Regions from separate parts of the Homo sapiens genome. Here region 1 is linked to region 2. Evidence: read pairs that join two places in POLR2A ChIA-PET (ENCODE). Cell type or tissue: OCI-LY7. All regions are shown on one strand. Links, peaks and the distances in the headings refer to the core of each region. The heading gives the core; the rest is flanking DNA.

Region 1 (2,921 bases), core at 299-2,798, 260 kb after region 2:
CATGTTAATGGTATATTTCATAACAAAAATTAATAAAAGCTTTAGAAACTTTAGTTAGTTTGGAAACCTTTTGTGTGTTTCTACCCCAGGAGGAATGCGTTCCCTGCCCCCCGTTACCCTGGCCATTATTAATTTTGTGTTAATTATTCCCTTGCCTTTTTAAACAGTTTTATCACCTATATAGATATCCTTAACTAGCATTGTTTACTCTTACCTGTTTTTGAACTTTATTTAAATAAAGTCATTCTGTATTCTATGAGTTACTTTTGTTAAACATTGTTTCTGAGATTCACTCATGTTAAAGCACGTGCCTATAGTTTAGCAATTTAGAAACTTTATTCCCAGGACCCCTCTACACTTTTTAAGAACCATTGAGGGGGCCAGGTACGGTGGCCCACGCCTGTAATCCCAGCACTTTGGGAGGCCAAGGCAGGTGGATCACTTGAGGTCAGGAGTTAGGGACCAGCCTGGCCAACATGGTGAAACACCATCTCTACTAAAAATACAAAAATTAGCCAGGTGTGGTGGCAGGTGCAGGTAGTCCCAGCTACTCGGGAGGCCGAGACAAGAGAATCACTTGAACCTGGGAGACAGGTTGCAGTGAGCCAAGGTTGTGTCACTCTACGGCAGCCTGGGTGACAGAGTGAGACTCCGTCTCAAAAGACTGCTGAAGATCCCAAAGATCTTTTGTTTATTGGATTATATCAATTGATAATTACCGTATTAGATATTAAAACTGATAAATTTGAAATGTATGTTTATTTATTGGTACCTTTAAATATAATAACCCATTACATCTTAACATATTTTATCTCCCCAAAATTAGTGACAAGAATGGGATTTTTGTACATTTTTGCAAATACGCTGAAGGTCTCCTTTAATGACTAGAGTCTCATCTGCTTTTGTATTCATTGTGTTGCCATGTATTATTTTGGTTGAAGTGCATGAAGAAAATCCAGCGTCATTCAGCTGAGTAGTTAGAAAAGAGATGAATATTTTAATAATCTTTTCAGATGATTATGTTCTTTTTTGATACTCATCAAAACCTAACAGTTTTGTGTTTTTGTTTCTGTTTTGTTTTTTAGGACAGTGTCTTGCTCTGTCGCCCAGGCTAGAGTGCAGTGATGTGATCATAGCTCACTACAGCCTCCAACTCCTGGGTTCAAACAATCCTGCCTCAGCCTCCTGAGTAACTAGGGCTACAGGCACACACCACCAGGCCCAGCTAATTTTTAATTTTTTTTTTTTTTTTTTTTTTTTTGTAGAGACAGTATTGCTATGTTGCCCAAGCTAGTCTCGAACTGCTGGCCTCTAGCAGTCCCCCTGCCTCGCCTCTCAAAGCACTGGGACTATAACATCCAGCCCCTAACAATTTGTTAAACGTTAGCTGCAGTGTAGAATTGCAAATCATATGAATGAACTTCTCATGCTCTGACATTAACATTGGCCTACCATGCACTTTCAAGGGCTCTTTTACCTACACATGTGTCATTTGGAAAACATTGGTTCACTGAATTGTGCAGCTCTTTCACATGACACATTTCATTATATAATTTCAGAAAATTGGTTGGGTGCGTGGGCTCATGCGTGTGATGCTAGCACTTTGGGAAGTTGAGCTGGGAGGATTGCTTCAGCCAGGTTTGAGACCAGCCTGGGCAACATAGTGAGACCCCATCTTTACAAAAAAAAAAAAATTAGTGGAGCGTGGTAGCACACACCTGTGTTCCCAGCTACTTGGGAGGCTGAGGTGGGAGGATTGCTTGAGCCCAGAAGGTTGATATTGCAGTGAGCCATCATCATGCCACTGCACACCTTCCTGGGTGACAGAGCAAGACCCTGTCTCCTTTAAAAAGTACAGTTTTTGGAATGGCTTTTATTGAAGATCTATTGATGATGAACACTCAGTTTTTGTTCACCTGAAAATGTCTTTATTTTGCAGCCATTCTTGAATGATGTTTTTGCTGAATACAAAAGTTGGCAATTGTTTTCTTTTAACATGCTGAAGCTCTTATTCCTCTGTCTTTTGGCTTTCATTATTGCTATTGAAAAGTCACCTATCAGTCTATCAATTCATTTTGTTCTGACTGTTTTTTGTGGGTTCTTTTGTTGTTTGTTTTGATCTTTAGCTTTTTGCTGCTTTGCTGTTAACTTGTATGTATTGGCCGGGTGCGGTGGCTCACGCCTGTAATCCCAGCACTTTGGGTGGCCGAGGTGGGCGGATCAAGAGGTCAGGAGTTCAAGACCAGCCTGACCAATATGGTGAAACTCTGTCTCTACTAAAAATACAAAAATTATCCCGGCATGGGGGTGCGCGCCTGTAGTCCCAGCTACTCGGGAGGCTGAGGCAGAAGAATTGCTTGAACTCGGGAGGCAGAGGTTGCAGTGAGCAGAGATCACGCCACTGCACTCCAGCCTGGGCGACAGAGCAAGACTCCATCTCAAAAAAACAAAAAAACAAGCATGTATGTATCTTGCTTGGGATTGTCTTCTTAAATCTGTAAATTGGAGATGTTTTTAAATGTGTTTATTCATAATTTATTAAATGTGATTTCCATTCGTGTTATTTATCTTAATGTATAAATAATTTTTTAAATTATCTACATAGTAAATATTCTCTTCTGGTCTTTTACTCTTCTTTCACTTTGTTTCCCACAGCTTCCCCAACAGACATACATTGCCAAACTTGTGGATTTTTGATAATTTTTGATAAGTTAAAAGTAAAACAGGAAATCTCTGGAACTAGTCTTTTGGAAGAGGGGGTAGAGTTTTTGACTACTCTTTTCATTTTCTTCATCATTATTGGTTTATTTAAATGTTTCTTCCATTTAGACCAATGTTGGTAAATTATATTTTTATAGTTTTCAGATTTATTGATATAAATTATACATGGTGATTTATAATTTTAGAAATATCTTCCTTGT
Region 2 (2,921 bases), core at 214-2,713:
AACAAGATGCTTTTCTTTTGAACAGCAGCTTTATCATTTTAATTATGATTTCTTTAGACTAAACCTAATTTAGTGTAAATACATTGTTCAAAAACATACCAAATGATATGAAAGGAAAACATTAAAGGCCAAGGAAAATCTACAGGAGTCAAATCGGGAACTTAATTTAATACACTAAGCTAATTCCTTAATGTATTAGTTTATTTTATTCCTTAAATGTTGTAATTATTTGGATATATAGAAAAATACATTGGATATATGGACAAAAATTCTTGAAAAGGTGGACTGCCACTTTTCGCTCTACATTTCATCCTTTAAGCCCTCCTTTTTAGGAGGTTATTCTGTGTATCCTCTGGAAAAATAACTTGCAATCTTAATGTTTTATGAAATCATTTTTTTCCCCACAAGGATTTAAAATAGCTATTACATTTTGAGTCTGACGCTTGTGAAAAAATGAGTATATGTCTTTCCAAGATTTGTGAAAGTTGGCACTGTCTCACATCCTTTGTGGGCACGGTTTGTTTTTTGGGTTCCTTTTTTCCATGGGTATTCAAAATAAATAGAATCTTGTTATTGAAGTGGGAAAAAATAGCATTACTGTAAAGCTGGTTACAGATACTGCTGGAAAGAATTTTATCATATGATTGGAAATATTTTTCCAGTTAACCTTTTAAAAATTCTTAAGAACCATTTTTCTTTCCAGCTTTTAGATGCCAAATGCATTCTGAGGTTAGTGTGGTCATTTCTAGGGAATAAAGAAATTAGTAGCTTTGGTTTTGTAATGCTCCCTAATACTTAAACCTGAAAGGAAGTATTTACTGAATATTTTAAGTGCCACAGTTAATGCCACTTTGTAATGTAGATTTGTATTAGATTTAAAATAACCTGAGACATCATAATTGTTTTTTCTTAAGCCAGTGCCCACTGATGGCTCCTGCTAACCATGTAGCATACAGTAGCACCTAATACACTAAGAGTATTAATTCCTAGAGCAGTATTTTTAAGTGTGATCTGTGGACTCATGACAGAGAGGTCCTGTCTTTCCATAATATTTTACCATTTGTTTATGATAGTAATCCTATGTATTTCTTGATACAAATTATAATTTATTTCAGATGACTTTTTTTGTTTAAATACTTTGTTCCAGGGTTTTCTCAAGAAAAAAATACCATTTTCTTTGTTGATGCTTGACTTTTCTGCAGTAGCAAGAAAAGATGGAATAATCAGCTTCTTAGATTGTTTTGCGCCACTAAAGAGGCCGTCAAAAATAGTTTGAGCTCCATGAGTAGTCTTCCTGTGTTTTGATCTTCTCCAAATAATTATTTAGGAAATGTTTGTTTTAAATATCTTAAGATCTTTGCATCTAATTTCTGTTAGTGGCATCATATTTTCCCCAGGTCAAGAACCTTGGTAATAACTGAACAGGTTTAGGGAGGAAAAGGGGAAAGTCTTTCCTGGCAATTTTGACATCGAACCGTCTCTCAAATCAGCTTCTCCTCTCTAATCTTGTTACTGCTGCCAGAGCCCCAGTCATCTTTTGTAAGCAATATTAGAGCTGCCTCCCAACTGAGCAGTCTTGCCTTCTTACAATCTATTGTTCACGTTACTTAAGATTCAATGGCTGCCACACATACTCAAGATCAAGGCCATTCTCTCTGAGTGCAGTAAGTGAGGCCTTTCATGATGCTTTAGCCCGTCCTTATTTCTTTACTCAAATGTGAGGAACTACTTGCAGTTTCCAGAATGTAACTCATTTCACTCCACCTTAATGCTTTGTTAATTGCTATTTTTCTTTCAGATTCAGTAATACTTTGTATTACTTAAGTATTAATTCATCTGTGAAGCTTTCCAGACCTCCTCTTTTACCTTATAGCCAGTTTCCTTTGTGTTCCTTGTCGGAAAAAAAACAAAAACAACAACAACAACAAAATTTCTCCTTCATATTTAGCTTAGAAAACTCCAGAAGCCCTTGATTTGGTTTAAGCTTGTACATTTTTGCAGGAAAGACACTCATCAGTGGTGTTTCTATAACTTGATGAACAACGACTATGAAGCTTAAGGATCACATGTATAAACAGACAATGACTTCACAGTCCAAGAAGCCAAATAACTACCATAACAATTGACCTAAAATGTCCAGGACTTCATTAATAACTGCCAGCTTCCTAATTTTTGTCACACTTCCAATTCATAACCAACCTGTGAAAGCCAGATATACCCCTAACCAATCACAGTAGGATGCCTCCACTTCTAGTTAGCCTGCCTACAGCTCCACAGGCCAACAGCCTCCATCAGGCCATACCTGAGCCTTCTCTTTTTTCCATTATGAAACTTCACACTCGTCTACCTGTCTTTTAGTCTCTGTCAAGATGCAAATGACGATAGATGACTCCCTTGTTGTAGCAAGCACTGAATAAATACCCTTTGCTTTTCTCTTTTGGTTGATCTTCATTTATTTCCACAAGGAAAAAAATAATGTGTTCATTCTACATTTGTTTACATCTGAAGTAATTAATAATAAATACACTTTATAAACTGCCTTTATCTCTTGTGCTAGCTATGTTTTTGTAATTTCTACATATTTTATAAACACAGAGGTTTATACTTTATAAACATATGGCGGCTTATATTTTAGAAAGGTGAAGACAGGTTTTGTCATAAGACTTTCTTGCTTTATGTGTTTACATTGAATGGAAAAGAAACACAGAAAAATCTTTTAATAGTAAAGAACAAAATTCTAATCACATTTTAATCTTGAGATCTTTGTCTCAAATGTAGTTATTCATAGCTTTGTATTTTGTTTGTTAAATTGCAGTTTTAAAAAATTAGGGATTTACATGAAATGCAGATAATGTGAAGTTAGGTTTTGTTAAGAGTATCCTTTTATTTTTGTTTTTTAAAATACTATACGTGAATATGTT

The links. ChIA-PET counts read pairs that join two places held together with the same protein. Peaks named below come from ENCODE experiments on the same cell type or tissue, not always from the same donor. Only the 100,000 strongest peaks of a DNase experiment are listed, where the experiment ranks them.
Region 1: POLR2A ChIA-PET joins it to region 2 with 5 read pairs; 2 of 35 experiments call an interaction of 5 or more read pairs at or near these places.

The regions. Positions count from the first base shown.
Region 1 is chr10:5,687,160-5,690,080 of GRCh38, forward strand. All of the region lies in intron 1 of TASOR2 (transcription activation suppressor family member 2), which reads left to right. Among named protein-coding and RNA genes, the nearest start is that of TASOR2, 3.8 kb to the left of the region's middle. In OCI-LY7, for the core only: no CTCF peak of the experiment used is centred there; DNase peaks (open chromatin) are centred at 602 and 1,542; H3K4me3 peaks cover 2,213 bases; H3K27ac peaks cover 2,439 bases.
Region 2 is chr10:5,423,358-5,426,278 of GRCh38, forward strand. All of the region lies in intron 1 of NET1 (neuroepithelial cell transforming 1), which reads left to right. Among named protein-coding and RNA genes, the nearest start is that of NET1, 12 kb to the left of the region's middle. In OCI-LY7, for the core only: no CTCF peak of the experiment used is centred there; no DNase peak of the experiment used is centred there.